Regions from separate parts of the Homo sapiens genome. Here region 2 is linked to region 1. Evidence: chromatin loops called from intact Hi-C (ENCODE). Cell type or tissue: MCF 10A. All regions are shown on one strand. Links, peaks and the distances in the headings refer to the core of each region. The heading gives the core; the rest is flanking DNA. Region 1 holds the start of LINC00543 (long intergenic non-protein coding RNA 543). Region 2 has its middle 21 kb from the start of GSX1.

What was found. Peaks named below come from ENCODE experiments on the same cell type or tissue, not always from the same donor. Only the 100,000 strongest peaks of a DNase experiment are listed, where the experiment ranks them.
Region 2: a loop joins it to region 1, with 3 times the contacts of the local background. A loop is called at or near these places in 4 of 110 quality-filtered maps.

What each region holds. Positions count from the first base shown.
Region 1 is chr13:27,949,819-27,957,800 of GRCh38, forward strand. LINC00543 (long intergenic non-protein coding RNA 543) reads left to right here and starts at 3,708. Exons shown (of 1, transcript NR_135254.1): 1 at 3,708-5,545. RefSeq lists a silencer at 3,898-4,287. In MCF 10A, for the core only: a CTCF peak has its summit at 4,213 (motif pointing left); a DNase peak (open chromatin) is centred at 4,203.
Region 2 is chr13:27,767,365-27,775,346 of GRCh38, forward strand. No RefSeq gene overlaps it. Among named protein-coding and RNA genes, the nearest start is that of GSX1, 21 kb to the right of the region's middle. RefSeq lists an enhancer at 7,138-7,187. In MCF 10A, for the core only: a CTCF peak has its summit at 3,648 (motif pointing right); a DNase peak (open chromatin) is centred at 3,697.

The sequences.
Region 1 (7,982 bases), core at 3,159-5,658:
ACTAATTTTTGTATTTTTAGTAGAGATGGGGTTTCACCATGTTGGCCAGGCTGGTCTCAAACTCCTGACCTCAAGTGATCCACCCACCTCGGCCTCCCAAAGTGCTGGGATTATAGGCATGAGCCACCAAGCCTAGCCCCAGTGGGTAGTTTTTGATCCTCGCCCTTCTCCCACACTCCACCCTCAAGTAAGCCCTGATGTGTATTGTTCCACTCTTTGCAGCCATGTGTACTCAATGTTTAGCTTCACTTATAAGTGAAAACATGCAGTATTTAGTTTTCTTTTCCTGGTCTCTGGCTGTATCTGTGTTGTTGCAAAGTACATGATTTCATTCCTTTTTATGGCTGTGTAGTATTCCATGGTGTATATGTACCATATTTCTTTTATCCGGTCTACCATTGATGGACATCTAGGTTGATTCCATGTCTTTGCCATTGTGAATAGTGCTGCAGTAAACATACGTGTGTATTTGTGTTTTGGGGGGAATGATATATTCCTCTGGGTATATACCCAGTAATGGGATTGCTGATTCAGGTGGTAGTTCTAAGTTATTTGAAAATCTCCAAACTGCTTTCCATAATGACTGAACTAAACATTCCCACCAGCAGTGTATAAACATTCTCTTTACTCCACAACCTCGCTACCTCTTATTTTTTGACTTTTTAATAATAGCCATTCTGATTAGTGTGAGATGATACCTCACTGTGATCCAAAACCTTAATGTTGGATACTTATTTCCAACTCCCTATTTTTTTAGTATTTCCTGAGACTAGATTCTACATATGGAACTTAGTGAGTGTGAGCAGTTTATGACTTGTGACTATATTGCCAGATTGCCATTTAGAAATACATATTAATGTATTATTTTATTATTCCTGTGGGGTGCCTGTTTCATCATATCCTCACCAGCACTGAGTACTGGATTTTTTAGTTTTGGTTATTATTTGCCCTTTTTTTTGAGACGGAGTCTCGCACTGTTGCCCAGGTTGGAATGCAATGGCGTGATCTCAGCTCACCACAACCTCCACCTCCCAGGTTCATGTGATTCTCCTGCCTCAGCCTCCCGAGTAGCTGGGATTACAGGCGTACACCACCACATCCGGCTACTTTTTTGTGTTTCACTATGTTGGCCAGACTGGTCTCGAACTCCTGACCTTGTGATCCACCTGCCTTGGCCTCCCAAAGTGCTGGGATTACAGGCATAAGCCACCGCACCCGGCCTTGCCAATATTTCTTTAGAAGTCTATGTTTTCGGCCGGGCGTGGTGGCTCACACCTGTAATCCCAGCACTTTGGGAGGCTGAGATGGGTGGATCACGAGGTCAGGAGATCGAGACCATCCTGGCTAACACAGTGAAACCCCGCCCCTACTAAAAATACAAAAAATTAGGCGGGCATGGTGGGCAGACGCCTGTAGTCCCAGCTACTCGGGAGGCTGAGGCAGGAGAATGGCATGAACCCGGGAGGCAGAGCTTGCAGTGAGCTGAGATCGTGCCACTGAACTCCAGCCTGGGCGACAGAGCGAGACTCCGTCTCAAAAAAAAAAAAGTCTATGTTTTCTTCTCATTTTGTATTGGATTCTTTATAGGTTAGCAATTTTCTGGCATTTTTGTAGCAAATACTTTTCATCGTTCTGTTATTTGTTTTTAAATTTCAGATAGGATGTCCTTAATTGCTATCTACTGTTTTCTTTGTCACTTCTCACTCTTCCTTTATACTTATAAAGTCTGCACTTTTTTTTTTTTTTTGGATGGAGTTTTGCTGTGTCACCCAGGCTAGAGTACAGTGGTGTGATCTCAGCTCACTGCAACCTCTGCCTCCCGAGTTCAAGTGATTCTCCTGCCTCAGCCTCCCAAAGTGCGGGGATTACAGGCGTGAGCGGCCGCGCCTGGCCCAAAGTCTACACTATTCAGAGAGCAGACTCAATAATGTTTGAAATAACACAGTGTTTGATGTCAGAAAGGCCTAGATTAGAATCTGTCTCATAGAAATGAATGCTGGTTGTTTTAAAGCTTAAATAAAATAATTTAAGTTTAAAAATCAAGCATGAAGGCTGGGATACTCACTCCATTTCTTTTGGTTCTGTTTACTAGAAAAGAAAAATCATCGAAGACAAAATGCGAATGCCCAATAAACATGAAGTATGCTCAACCTGCTTAATAATTTCAGAATAAAAAATTAAATTGGTTACCATTTTCTGTCCATCATATTGGCAAAAATTTAAGAGATAATGTCTAGGGTAAAAGAGGATATGAAGAAAGGGAAACTCACTCAACGGGACTGTGAATTGTGTGACTTGCTAAAGTTTTTTGGAAAGCAATGGCTATCTTTACTAGAGTTTTAAAATGTACATTTTTTTGACCTACCATTTCAAATTTAAGAAATCTATCCTTTAAATATACAAAACTACAAAAGGGTATATGTAAAAAGCTTACCTTCGTATGGTTTGTAATAGCAAAACAATGACAACAACTTAAATGTTCATCTGTAAGGAAATCGTTAAATAAATTGATTTAAAATTTTTTCCCACTAGAATTAAGTTTCCCAAGAATAGGGATTTTTAATGGTGATGATTACTGCTGTTTTCCCAGCACTTAGAACATAGTAAATATTCAAAAGAAATGATTGAATAAATAGATAAAATTATATCTTTGTTTACATAATGCAATAGACATTTTAAAAATTGATGTGATTTATGTGTAATGACCTGGTGAAATATCCATGATATATTATTAAATGATAAAAGCAAGTCACAAAGTAAAGTGTGACTTCATTTTTGTTTTTTTTAAAGGACAGAAAAGAAAGAACAAGATTTTAAATGTAATACGTATTTGTGTAAGCACAGAAAAATTCTCGAAATGACATCCAACAGTGTTAACATTGTTAATAGAGGGATGGAATTGAAAGGATGGAGAAGTTACTTTTTTCTTTTCACATTTCTGCGTTGTTTAACCTTCTTGGAAGGAATTGTTTGTCCAAGCCCTTAGCTCAAACCAAACTAGACTTTGCTATGGGAAAATGAGTAGGCTCGAATTCGCACACACATCAGGGAACAGTGACCTTGATACTGTTACGTATTCTTTGTACAATATTGGTTTGTTGCCTTTTTTAAAGTATCTGTTGAACACTGGTAAATTTTGTTCCCCGCCTCTCTGGTAATCGCTCGACCTGTTCTTTCCAGCAGGTATTTCTCCTGCAGAACCTGCTGGCTGGCCCCCGCCCTTATCTCTGGACTGCTTTGGAACCAGCGCGGCTTCTGTGTGGCAGCTACTGAGTGCACGCTCGACCTTTGCCACCCTCCGCGCTGATGGAAACTGGAGGAGGATGTGGTTTAGACACAATGTGGCCCAAGCGTCCTTGTTTCCTGAATATACCCCAAAGTACAAGTCCCATCTCCAGTTTTGAAAGAATTCCCCGAGGAAAGGGGCTTGAGTGGAGTGGGTGGAGGTGAGAGGGGAAGATGAGGTGTTGGAGAAGCCCGGCGCACGGGGCCTCTATTAATATTAACTTTTATTAAGAGTTGGCCTTTCCCCGGGGCTTCACAAAGCAGGAAGTCAAGGGCAGTGGAACAGGGAAGGGAACTGGCAGGAAGAGAAGACCTTGAGTAAATTATTTAGCTGTGACACGAGATTAAGAGTGACCCCACCCTCCTCCCTGCCCCACACACCCTAAAGTGGGCCCAGGTTGGGGAGCAGCGCTCCAGCTGCCACTAATCATGGAAGCCCAGAGGCGAAATCAGCTTCCCGGGGACCCAGAAAATTGCTGGAGTCTGGCGAGGGGCAAATCAGGAAGTGTCTTTGTCGGAGATGGGACGGAACCCGGCTTCGGGGCGCAACCGGGCTCTGGGGGAGACCGCGTTTGTCCAGGTGGCAGGCCGCGCCTTCTGATGGCTGTGAAGAGAAGGAGCGGGGGTTTTAAGAGCCACAGCGCCACCGAGAGAGTGGAAAGGAGTAGATTAGCTCGCGCCTGCTATGCGAGGCGACTCCCCCCGAGACCCACCCGCAGCCCAGCGCCCTTGGCCAGGAGGCCCGGAAAGCCACCGAGGCGGCCGAAAGGGGCCGCGGGGCACCCCTCAGCCCCTCCTGCGGCGGCTCCGGCTGCCCCTGCTCAGCCTCCCGCTCCCCGCCCGGAGTCCCAGCTCTCAGATCGGCCGCAGAGCTGGGAACAGAGGCCGCGGGGTCCAGGCCGTTCCGCCCGCTCAGCCGGAGCAGCAGCGCCGCCTGCCGGGGGCCTCGCGCAGGCGAGACAGGCCAGACGCCGGAGGCCGCGGGCGGCTGCAGCTTTGACGGGCCGAACACACCAGCGCTCCCGTTCCGCCTTTTGAAAATCAAATCCCTTGGGCCTGGTGCCACCATCGCTCAGCCCAGGTCTTCGACGACGGGTCGAAGGCCAGTGCTCCAGGCCTTCTTCACCGAGTGGCTTCGGCGCTTGCGGCCCAGGTTCCCCGCACCTCCGCGCCGTAGTTGCGCGCACCTTTTGAAAAGCTTGGCGTCTTCAGGTATAAGGACAAAAACAACCGCGGACATCACACCATTCCAAAGAAGAAAAAGAAAGTGCCCGGAATCTCAGGGCGCGACTTCCGGGGCGACGGGCGGCGGCGGAGAGGCGCTCCCCGGGCTTCCTACCCGGCAGGAGGCCGCGGCGCCGGGACCTCGCCTGCCCTCACCGCGCGCCACCTCTCGGGAGACGCCGCGAATCTCTCCAGGGAATCCCGGGCAGCGGCGCAGACCCAGCAAGGACCGGCAGCAGGCCGAGACCGGCCGTCTTGGGCGAGAGCAGCGGGACACGAGCCCCCGGGCGCCCGCTGGGAGCGCGGGGAGGCTCTGGGCTCAGGGAAGCTGCGCTCCGAGTGGCCTTGGAGGACGGTCAAGGAGCCCGGGCCCCGCGGCGGCCGGGAGTGGACGCGACTGGTCCGCGCCGGCCGCAGGGGAAGGGGCGGGTCGGCGCTGCCTGAGCTCTATCTGCTCTAATGGCTGGGGTAGATCCGCGGAGATACTTGAATACCAGGCCGAACGCTTCCCCAAGGCGTGTTGTAGACAACGGGCCCATTTGAGCATGTGCAAAGAACAAATTTCATCCATTTTTCTGTCTAAAACATTCAAAGACTCAAATCTAGACAATAGTTTCTCTGAGGTAGAAGTGTTGGGGGTGGGGGGTGGGTGGGAATAAACTAAAAGTTGGGGTAATGAGCTTGTTTCTTGTCTATTTTGTCTGACTATAGATTTACAAAAGGAGCACCCTGCTTTACTCAGTAATACCAGGCCCTCCTAGAAACTTACCCACCAGCTTCACATGGCATGATCATTTGATGAATCGCTTTTTAGTTTCCCATTCCGGACAAATATCCACCCAAGAGAACCAATCATAACACTGGATGTATTAACGCATGTCAAGACTCTCACTTCTCTGTAGAAATGAGAAATAAATGTCGATTGTTGGTTTTCTGTAGACTTGTGATCACGCCCAGGAACTGTCATTTTCCAGTTACCAGAATCTGAATCATTGTCTAATGTGCCACGTATATAACAATATATCACTAACAGCGATCTAAAAGCGTAAAGATGTTTACGTAAAATTCATAGATTTGATGAAAATAATAGGAATGAATGAAAATAAATACAAGAATCTGGATTTCTAAAATACGCATTATTTTTAACAAAGTGGTCCAAGGGAAAAATAATGTTTTAAGTTTTTATGTGCGGATTCCAGACAAGCATTCTTTCTTTTTGTTCTTCCTGCACTCTCCTACATTTCTATGTTGTTACTAGACAGTGATGTCTGGTTCTGACTTATTTATGTATTTTTTTCTATTTGTTTCTGGCAATGCACATAATAAGAAATACACATAGCAATATTCTTGCTGTTGTTGTTCATAACCACTGAGAAAAAAAAGCAGCAACAAGTAGGAATAAAAGAAGCCTCAGCCACAGAATGGCAAGAAACGTTATATGTTTTTTAGGGCCACTCTTTGCACCTCGTTTTACAGACAGGTTACTACTTATCAGCTTACTGACCTTGGGAAGACCCCAACCTCTGAGCTACCACTTCCTCATCTGTAACCTGAGGATCCAGTGAAGTCATGTAAGACAATGTAGCATTGTACGCTTATGACTAGACCCCAGTCATGACATGAGCTGCTTCTGTCTAGAAAATAGAGGGCTGGCAGGGCACGTTGGCTCACGACTGTAATCTCAGCACTTTGGGAGGCCGAGGCAGGCGGATCATGAGGTCAGGAGTTCAAGACCAGCCTGGCCGACATGGTGAAACCCTGTCTCTACTAAAAATACAAAAATTAGCTGTGTGTGGTGGTGCGCGCCTGTAATCCCAGCTACTGAGGAGGCTGAGCCAGGAGAATCGCTTGAACCTAGGAGGCGGAGATTGCAGTGAGCCAAGATCGCATCACTGCGCTCCAGCCTGGAGACAGAGCGAGACTCCATCTAAAAAAAAAAAAAGAAAAAAGAAAAAGAAAAGAAAAGAAAAATGAAAGAAAAAGAAAAGAAAAGAAAAATGAAAGAAAAGAAAAGAGAGGGCCGAGTGAAGACTGAAAACAGAATCTAGTTCTGTTAAGTTTTGCTGTAGCTGTTGTTTTTTAAATATTAGCTATACAGAGTGAAAGAACAATACCCGAAGTGTATTTCGTGAGTAGGAAACAGAGCCTGCCCTGGTCATTTTTAACAACTCCTAATCTGTGGTTTAGGTATATAATCCTTGTTCTTGATTCTACTAATTATCAATAAATTAAAATTATTTAAGTGCCACATAACAAGCCATCATAAGTTTGTATTACAATGACTTTAGCTCTGCATTGTTTTTCCTTGTTTGCTTCCCTGAGGTTGGAGAGGAACTTATCAACTACCACTTCCATAAAACCTATTATCATCATACTACAGATACTAAGTTTGAGATAGCAGACTGTTAATCCTGAAAGTTCTGAGATAACACATGAGCAATTAGGAAAAAATTCCTTTTTAGTTTTGAACTTAAAACTCAAATATGAAAGTGCATGAACTGCCCAGGGTTTTTACTTACCAATAAAATACTGGACACATAAACCCAGTACGTGATATAAATATTATTTTTAAGTAAATGTGCGTGTGAGGGGATGGTTTGAAAATCATTTCATCTCAGGGAAGTCTTTTTCGTGGATCAAAACTGGTTGTGTTGTGGTTTATGGATTACATCTCTAGCACAGAATCACCAGGATCCTGCTTTACTGGTTATTTAACTTTGGGGCTCTGGCAACCTTGTTGATATTATCTATATCTGCTGTGGTTAATGACAAATTCCAATTGGGAAAAGCTGTTGTTAAAACAAATGTAATGTTTGGGCACTAAAGATGCAGGAGCCAAAAGGTCACCTAAGTGCTGCCCCCACCTTCTCTGGACTGATTCCTCCAGGAAGAATGTCAAGGTAAACGTTGGTATAATCTCCGGAACTCACAGAGTCTACCTTCTTTATCTGGAATTTGAGAGGTTTTTTTTCTAAATCTAATGTCATAACCTTCTAGAAAGTCATGATATTTTATACATATATGTCTATATATGTGTAAATATGTATAAAATATGTCTATCTTTATTTATATATAGTATTCCTCTGATTTGTAGCTAAATATAAAATATCTCTATCTTTATTTATATATATGTATTCCTCTGATTTGTAACTAAAGAAAGAAGACAGCAGATGAGGCCGGGCGCGGTGGCTCACGCCTGTAATCCCAGCACTTTGGGAGGCCGAGGCAGGTGGATCACGAGGTCAGGAGATCGAGACCAGCCTGGCTAACACCGTGAACCTCGTCTCCACTAAAAAATACAAAAAATTAGCTGGGCATGGTGGCGGGTGCCTGCAGTCCCAGCTACTCAGGAGGCTGAGGCAGGAGAATGGCCTGAACCCGGGAGGCGGAGCTTGCAGTCAGCCGGGATCGCCACTGTGCTCCAGCCTGGGTGACAGCGAGACTCTGTCTCAAAAAAAAAAAAAAAAAAAGAC
Region 2 (7,982 bases), core at 2,169-4,668, 180 kb before region 1:
TTATGGAGGCTGGGAAGTCCCAGATCCGGGCACTAAGAGATTCTGTGTCTGGTGAAGGCCGTTTTCTGATTCATAGACGACACCTTCTTGCTGTGTCCTCACATGGTGGAAGGGGTGAATGAGCTCCCTTGGGCTTAATTTATAAGGCTCTAATCTCATTTGTGAGGTCTCTGCTTTCATGATCTAATAAATTTTCAAAAGGCTCCACCTTCTAGTACATCATTTTGGGGGCTATGATTCCAACATATGTATTTTGGGGAACACAAACATTCAAACCATAGCAAATCTATATGCCAAAAGACAGGGAATTGGTTAAATCATTTATGGTACATCTATACAATGGAATATTAACCAGACATTAAAGTGATGTTGTAGAAGTATATTTAATTATATGGAACAAACTCTTAAAAAAAGGTTATAAAAGCGTGTGTGTGTGTATGCGCACAAGGGCTAGAAAGATACAAACTCTCTCTCTCTCTCTCTCTCTCTCTCTCTATATATATATATATATATATATATAGGGTTTTTTGTTTTTGTTTTTGTTTGAGAAGGAGTTTTGCTCTTGTTGCCCAGACTGGGATGCAATGGCGCCATCTCGGCTCACCGCAATCTCTGCCTCCCAGGTCCAAGCGATTCTTCCGCCTCAGCTTCCCAAGTAGCTGGGATTACAGGCATGTGCCACGACGCCCAGCCAATTTTGTATTTTTATTAGAGACGGGGTTTCTCCATGTTGGTCAGGCTGGTCTTGAACTCCCAACCTCAGGTGGTCCGCCCACCTCGGCCTCTTAAAGTGCTGGGATTACAGGTGTGAGCCACCATGCCCGGCCTGGAAACAATATTTTTAATGGGAGTTTCCTTTAAGAATGAAACTGGGGATTGGGAGTGGTGGGCAAATTAACTGTAACTTTACTGTATTATTTGAATTTTTCTAATAAGAATGTATTTATGAATCTATTATTAAAATAATTAAGACAATGAAAGAAAACAAAAATATCCTTATAGTGTAATTCCACTTGTTTGAAAATATTTGAAGAAAAAATGTGGATAATTTGTCTTTTTCCTTATTTATATATTGCAATTTCCTAGCCTACTTTTTTCTACTCTATATTTTTTAATTTTTCTACTCTTTATCTACTCTATTATTTTTTATATCTATATTTATATCTACTCTATTATTTTTTATTTTTCTGCTCTATTTAATACTTCCAGCAATTTAAAAATATTTTTAAAAGGCTCAGTTTGTCATATCTCCTGTGAAGCACGAAGTACATATGTATTCTAACATCTACCACTTTCCACTGGGTGATGCCTGAGGAATTATGTAGCTGCTTAAGGACAGAGATGGTCTTATTCATTTTGAGGGGGCAGAGATGGGGGTCTCACTATGTTGTCCAGGCTGGTCTTGAACTCCTGGCCTCAAGTGAACCTTGCACCTCAGCCTTCCAAAATGCTGGGATTACAGGTGTGAGCCACCATGCACAGATGTCTTATTCATTTGTGACTTTCAGGGCTTAGATGTCAGTACCTGATATCTAGTAGGTACATGATGCCTATTTTTGAAAGAAAGAGTAAGAAGCACCAAGTACATATGTAGTCTAACATCCATCACTTTCCATTGGGATGAGGTATTATAGAAGGAATAATGTACCAGCTTAAGGACAGAGATTCATTTATTCGTCTTTGAATCCTTAGGGCTTAGGACAGTATCTGACACTTAGTAGGTACAAGATGCCTATTTTGACAGAAAAAGTAAGAAGAACCAGGGGGTAGAAAGGGTGGAGAGAAGAGTCCATATCCTGTCCCCTTCCAGCAGCATAAGGTCCAATCAGGGGGTCTTAGGTGAGTGATGAGAAGTTTCTAGCCCTCAGCCTCCTTATCTGCATAATGTGAAGAACAGCACTAATGTGATGAGGTTGTTGTGAGGATTACAAAAGCCCCTGTCTAGTAGACACTCATTGAGTGTGTAAGTGGTGGTGAGGTGGGTCATGAAGGCAATTTAATAATGATCTGGCACCAAAGTCCAAGAGAGAGAGTGAGGAGCTCCTTCCAGCCTCTTTTGCAAGGGTAAGTCTGGGAAATGTGATTTCTTGTGCAGCAAGGAATGACTCTACCAACAGAGCAGTTGAAGAAACCATCATGATGGAATCATTTTAGGGGTCTCACCCTCAAAGGTAGTCAGAGGCTGAAACCATCTCTGTTGACTGAACATTTCAAGGTAATCTTGATCTTAGACCTGCCTGGCATCCCCTAGTTGACTCTTCTGATGATTATTTCGAAACTATTCTCAGCCACACTCATCAAGTCAGAGGCTGGAAAGTGGGGGTGGGTCAGAAAAAAAAAATCCTGCTTGAGCTTTCCCTTAATGATACCTGTTGTTTCCTTTGGACAGTTGATGTCAAATACGGGTTCTCTGAAATTTAGAGTCTAAAATGCTATCGGCAGGTCCTTTTCCAACAGGGAATCATATCCCAAATTCTCCTCACTGTGTAACAACGAGGAAGTGAGACCAACAAGTTCTGAATTTACCAAAGGACTAGCACTATGATATGAACAGAAAAAAGTAGCCTTTAGGTACTAATTTTTTGTAGACAATGGCCCTTGCTTCAACCTTGTGGCTCCTTTATGAAGAAAACTAACTTCACACAGTGGGGCTGGCTCAACAGAGGCTAGAACGGCCAGATGCCCTTTCTCCCTGCCTCACAGATCCTGCAGATCCCAAGCTGGCATCTGTCCCCATCTGTTCTCAGACCAAAGGCCATCCAAAGATGTGTTGGGGACTTTGGACTTGTTGGGGCAGAACTGAGACGCCCCCAGTTTTGAAGGTGGTGGGTGGGGGACCTGTGTAGAGTGAACCACAAGGCAAGGGGCCTTCCATTTCATGCTGAGAACTCTTGTGTGTGATCACTGCAGGTGGGTTCCTAATAGAGATGACATCTGATTGGAATACGAAATACCTATTTTATGGAAGCTCTCAAGGCAGTGCAGCTCTGAGAGAAGGGCTTAGGATTCTACCATTTTAGCCACAGGAACATGCTATGTGGAACCCCTTTCCTACCCCATCTGTCAGGGAGCGAGTTCAGATGCCAGGAGCTGCCAGACTGAGTGGGAAAGTGAGTCAGGGGCATTCGTCTCACTTGGACCCCCACACCCATTCAAGGGGGGCTGAACCTGGGTCAGCTCCCTGGGTGGGTGCAGGTTCCTGACCAGGAGCGCTTTAAACAAACCATCAAAATGGAAAATTGCTCCCCGTTTATATGGATTAAACTTTTAAACTGTGGCCATGTGGCCAGGGACTAGAAGATGTGGCACTCTCCTCTCCATGACTGTGTGTTGGAGCTCGAGTGGCCCACCAGGCTGGCCCTGAGCTCTGCCATCCTGCAAATGATACCATGAATACCACTTATTATTTTCAGACATCTATGGAGCATTTACTATCTGTCAGTTGTGGCCCAAGAATCTTATAAGCATCATCTCATTTTATCAGTCAATAGATATTGATTGAGAGCTTGTTCATGCCAGCCACTGGCATCTAATTCTCAGAACAAACAGGTGAGGTGAAAATGATTCCTCCCATTTTACCAACCATGAAACTGAGGTGGCTTGGAGAGAGGTTAACTGATTTGCTCAATGTCCCACAGCCAGTAGGTGGCAGAGCTGCGATTCAAACAATGTCTGTCTCTCTTCAAGGCTGTGCTTGTAAGCACTTACCTACCCCTCTCACAGAATCTTTGCTCATGGACTAGGGAAAGACTGTACAGGCATGTCCAAACACGAGCTGCTCCACCCCCGAGAGATGAGACCAGGAGTCAGGGAGGAGAGAATCACAGGGCCAGTCCTAACTCACTTTGACCTGGCAAATGGCTTCCCAAAAACCTCAGAGAATTTTTATTTGATGGACAAGATCAGCATTGGTTCTCCCTACGTTTACCAACATCACCCACTTTCCAAACATCCTTTCTTCTTCCGATCTTGGTGCCACCTGGTTGAGAGTATTGCCCAATATTCTTGTAAGTCTCAGGCCCAGCCACATTCTGGGTCCGCCTCTCCCACTCCCCAACGGCACATGGCATCTGGAGTTGTCTTTGCTGCCCTCTCTGTAACTGATGAGCCCTGGGGAGATGAGGAGGACCCAAGACCCTGTTAATCTGCGCGTCTCCTCCCACCTCACACCTTGGCCAGCTCAGTCCCTGGGGCCAGGTTTCCACCTTGCTTTCCTGGGTATAGTCAGATAGCTCTGCTGGTACTGGAAGCCGTCTGTGGCTTACCTCCCAATTAATCAGCTCTTGTCAGGGGTCTTAGTCCTCCCCCAGTGTCTTCAGCTGCCGGTGGGGGAATCTTGCTCCAGATCTGATGGGCTGCTTGGAATCATCACATTTCCACCTACCCAACTTAGTATCCACTGGCCTCTCTTTCCAAGGTGTTTGGAAAAAAAGAATAAAATCACCAGAGGGGTAAGCTATGCAATTCACACATGGTAGATGCAGATAGAGACCTGGAAACCTCAGTGGATCCCAGGCCTGCAGAACCCATGCCAACCTGATTAATGTGAATTTTAACTTAAGAAAGAAAAGGCCAATGAGAAGACATGTGGGTTTACAATAAAAGGTCAGAGAAAGAAAAGTCCCAAGACAAATGCTGGCAGTGCCCATCCAATCTCTGTCTAGGAATAGCGCAATTTGATCAAGAACTTGATCCAGCCATGGCCTTGTAGTAAGGTTATCTCCTAGCAAAAAGTTTGTCTCTGTCCATCTTAGCCTACTACCATTGTTAACCCATCTAACCAACTTCCTGTGCTCCTATCCCAAGCTTGCTAAATAACTTTCTAATTGGAATACTGATAATTCTGACAAATCTGCTTTTTGCATAGCTTATCTAATGTGAAACCATGTGTGTTTATCTGGTCAACTGGACCACTACCTTCTCATTGTAAATTAGCTAGTTTTATGCATCAGCCTGTCGTGATCTTGTTAAGATGAGTCAGAACGCCCCTAGGTTTGATTAACTCTGAAGGAAAATAAAATTTCTGATTCTTCAAAGCAGAAGACCAGCTACATCCTGGTCACGGGTAGACTCACTTTGGTGGCGATTGCCTTGTAGAAGTTGGTCAGCCTTCCCATCTGTGAGCTTGTTCCACTCCCGTCACAAACCTGGACCCTTTAAAGACCACTAGCCATTGGTTCCAGCCCAAAAGGTCCCCCAGAGCCCTTGGCCATGGTGACTGGGCTGCTGGCCACCCTAAAATGGATTTGCCTGCACGTCTCAGGACGTCACCGACCTGGTGCAGGGGTCACCGACCAGGGCAAAGTGTATCTGTTGAACCCAGACAGGGTCCTCTCTGAGCACTGGTGCAGCTACTGAGGGTCTTTCCAGGCCCAGCCCTCAGGCTTCCTCATCGGGGGTCCTGTCATGAATTATGAACAGTCAGTCCCTCATGGAACAAATAATAATCCTGGAACTACACAGTGGTTCAGAGACTCTGCTTACTAAGCATTTTCACGTCCTTTCATCTGAGTTTTGTAACAACCCCATGTGAAAGGCTGGTAAGTATTTTTAGCTTTGCTTTAGGCTTAGGGAAGATAAACGACTTGCTCAAGGTCACACTGGTAATAAGTGTCAGGACATGCTCCTGACCACATATCTGAACAACTGTAACCCCAGGTTTCTTCACCACAGCAGAGCAGCTGCTCACCCCAGGCGGCCTATGAGAAGGGTGTGAGAGCATCACTGGGTCAGCCCCAAAGGCTTGGCAGCCCCTCAGAACAAACTACAGACACATGTGGTTGCTGCGGGTGCACCAAGGGACCCAGCTCTGTCAACGGCTCCGCGCTGCACCCCCAGCTGATGCGGGAGCTTACTTGCTTCTGTCCGCCACCCACAGACACTCCTGTAAACACATTATCTCCAAGATTTCCTTCAGACAGAATTTTGTATTCAGGCAAGGCTTCCTTGGGCTTCATTTAGCTTGAGCGTCTGGGGCACCCGTGGGGCACCGAGACCTGAGGATAACAATGCTTCCAACAAGCAAAGTGATGATCACTGATTCCACCCAACCCAAGGACAGAACAAAGGAAGATGGCCAGGAACACAGCAAAGCAGCTTTCCAGTCACCCTTCACACATCAAGATCCACAAATACACAAGTGGCCAACCACTACGTTTCCACTTCCAGTCTCTCCCTCCCTCAGACCTGCAGCCCTTTCACCTTCTCCTAAACCACCACCCCTGCAACCCCACGCCACCTGCAACCTGGATGTTCTCATGGGACAGTACAGGCCTCGAGAGATTTTCTCCGGTGATTTGCAGTGAACAAAGAGCTTTCACCTGCAGAAACAGGTGACTGCTAGAAGTCACCTAGTGTGACTTGTGAGTGCCACAATAGCCCTGGAGGAGCTCATTTGCAGAGGAGAGAACTGAGGCTGGAAAACTGGGCCAGGGACAGAGGGCCAGATTCTGCAAACAAGGAGAAAGGGCAGGAAGTGGCAAAACTGGGAAGGGAAAGGAAGGGAACAGAAGAGCAGCCCAGTTCTAAATCACCAGCCAACACGTGCACAGTGGTCCCTGTGTCACGTCACAGCCACTGTACTGTGACTAAATGGAGGAGGGGCACCAGCGTTGTGGGGCCTTGGGGCCTGGCCAGTCCTGAGGTGCTGGAAGGGAGCAGGTGCTGACCTCATGCTGCTGATGCCAGGGTTCCAATCCAGGAGTTTTTCTATTTTGTCCTGGGGAGTCCTCCCAACAGTCCAATCAGAGGAGTATAAGATGCCCATCTTGAAGATAAGGAAACCAAGGCTCAGAGAAATTGCTCAGGGCCACACATGCATAAGTGGCTGGGAAAACACAGATCCAGCCATCTTTCCCAAAGTGCAGGCTGTTTCTGCTCCATGCCTCGATCACAGCCCGCCCCTCAGCCCGAGATGCCTTTCGCATCGTCCACCCAAACACCTTCTCATTGCTTGAGTCTTAGCTCAAGAATCACCTCCCCCAAGAAGCTTCTCACATCCTCTTTTGGCCCCCACAGTCCCATGTGAGGACTGTCTGCCTTTCTTTCTTACACGCATGCAAGCCTCCATGTCGGCAGAGATGGTGTCCTACTCAACTCTGCCTTACCTCGGCTTCTAGCACAATGCCAAGTGGCTGGCTGGTGAGTGAGTGAATGAATGATGAAGGCAGTTGTGTGTGAATCTAAGCCTCCCAGCTCTAGCTCCCCTGCTAGTACCACGGTCCCTCCAGCCCCACCTCTTCCCAGTGAGTCTCAAGCACCTGCACCTGGCAGTCCCTTGGAGGAAACAGCTGCCTCTTCATGGCCCTTGCTTCTGAAGGACACCCCATCCCCACCCCATGCCAGATAACTAGGCCTCGGATGATCTGGACTTAGATGGTCTGGCCTAGAGTGGAGGAACTTTTTGGTCCCCAAGGCTAGCTTCATGCTTGCAACTTCAAGTTTTCTCTTTTAAGGGGCTCAGTGGAAACCATAGCTGCACCAGTGGATGTGGAAGTGAAAGCATTCAGGGCTGTATTTCCAGCTGCCCAAGATGAGTTCCCCACCGCCTTGGAGGTGCCTCCACAAAAGGGAAGCAGCTTTATTTTCATTCAAAAGCCTTACCAAATCCCTTCACCACTTCCATTGTGGATCTAGAACCACTCCCCCTACATTCCTAGTGTCTCATGGGGGAAGCCCTTTGTAGGATATTTGGAGCAAGAGAGACCTGTGTTCAAATCCCAGTTTTGCCATTTCCTAGCACTGTGGCTGTGTGCAAGAGAACTCACTGAGCCTCTGTGCTCTCATCCATAAAGTGGGGACAATGCTGCCTCCCTCTGGGTCATAGTCTGTTCTGTGCTGCTATGACAGAGTACCACAGACTGGATAATTAATAATGAAGGGGAATTTATTGGCTTATGGTTCTAGAGACTGGGAAGTCTCAAGATTGTGGGGCTGGCATCTGGCGAGTGCCTTCCTGATGCATCATAACATGATGGAAGGCA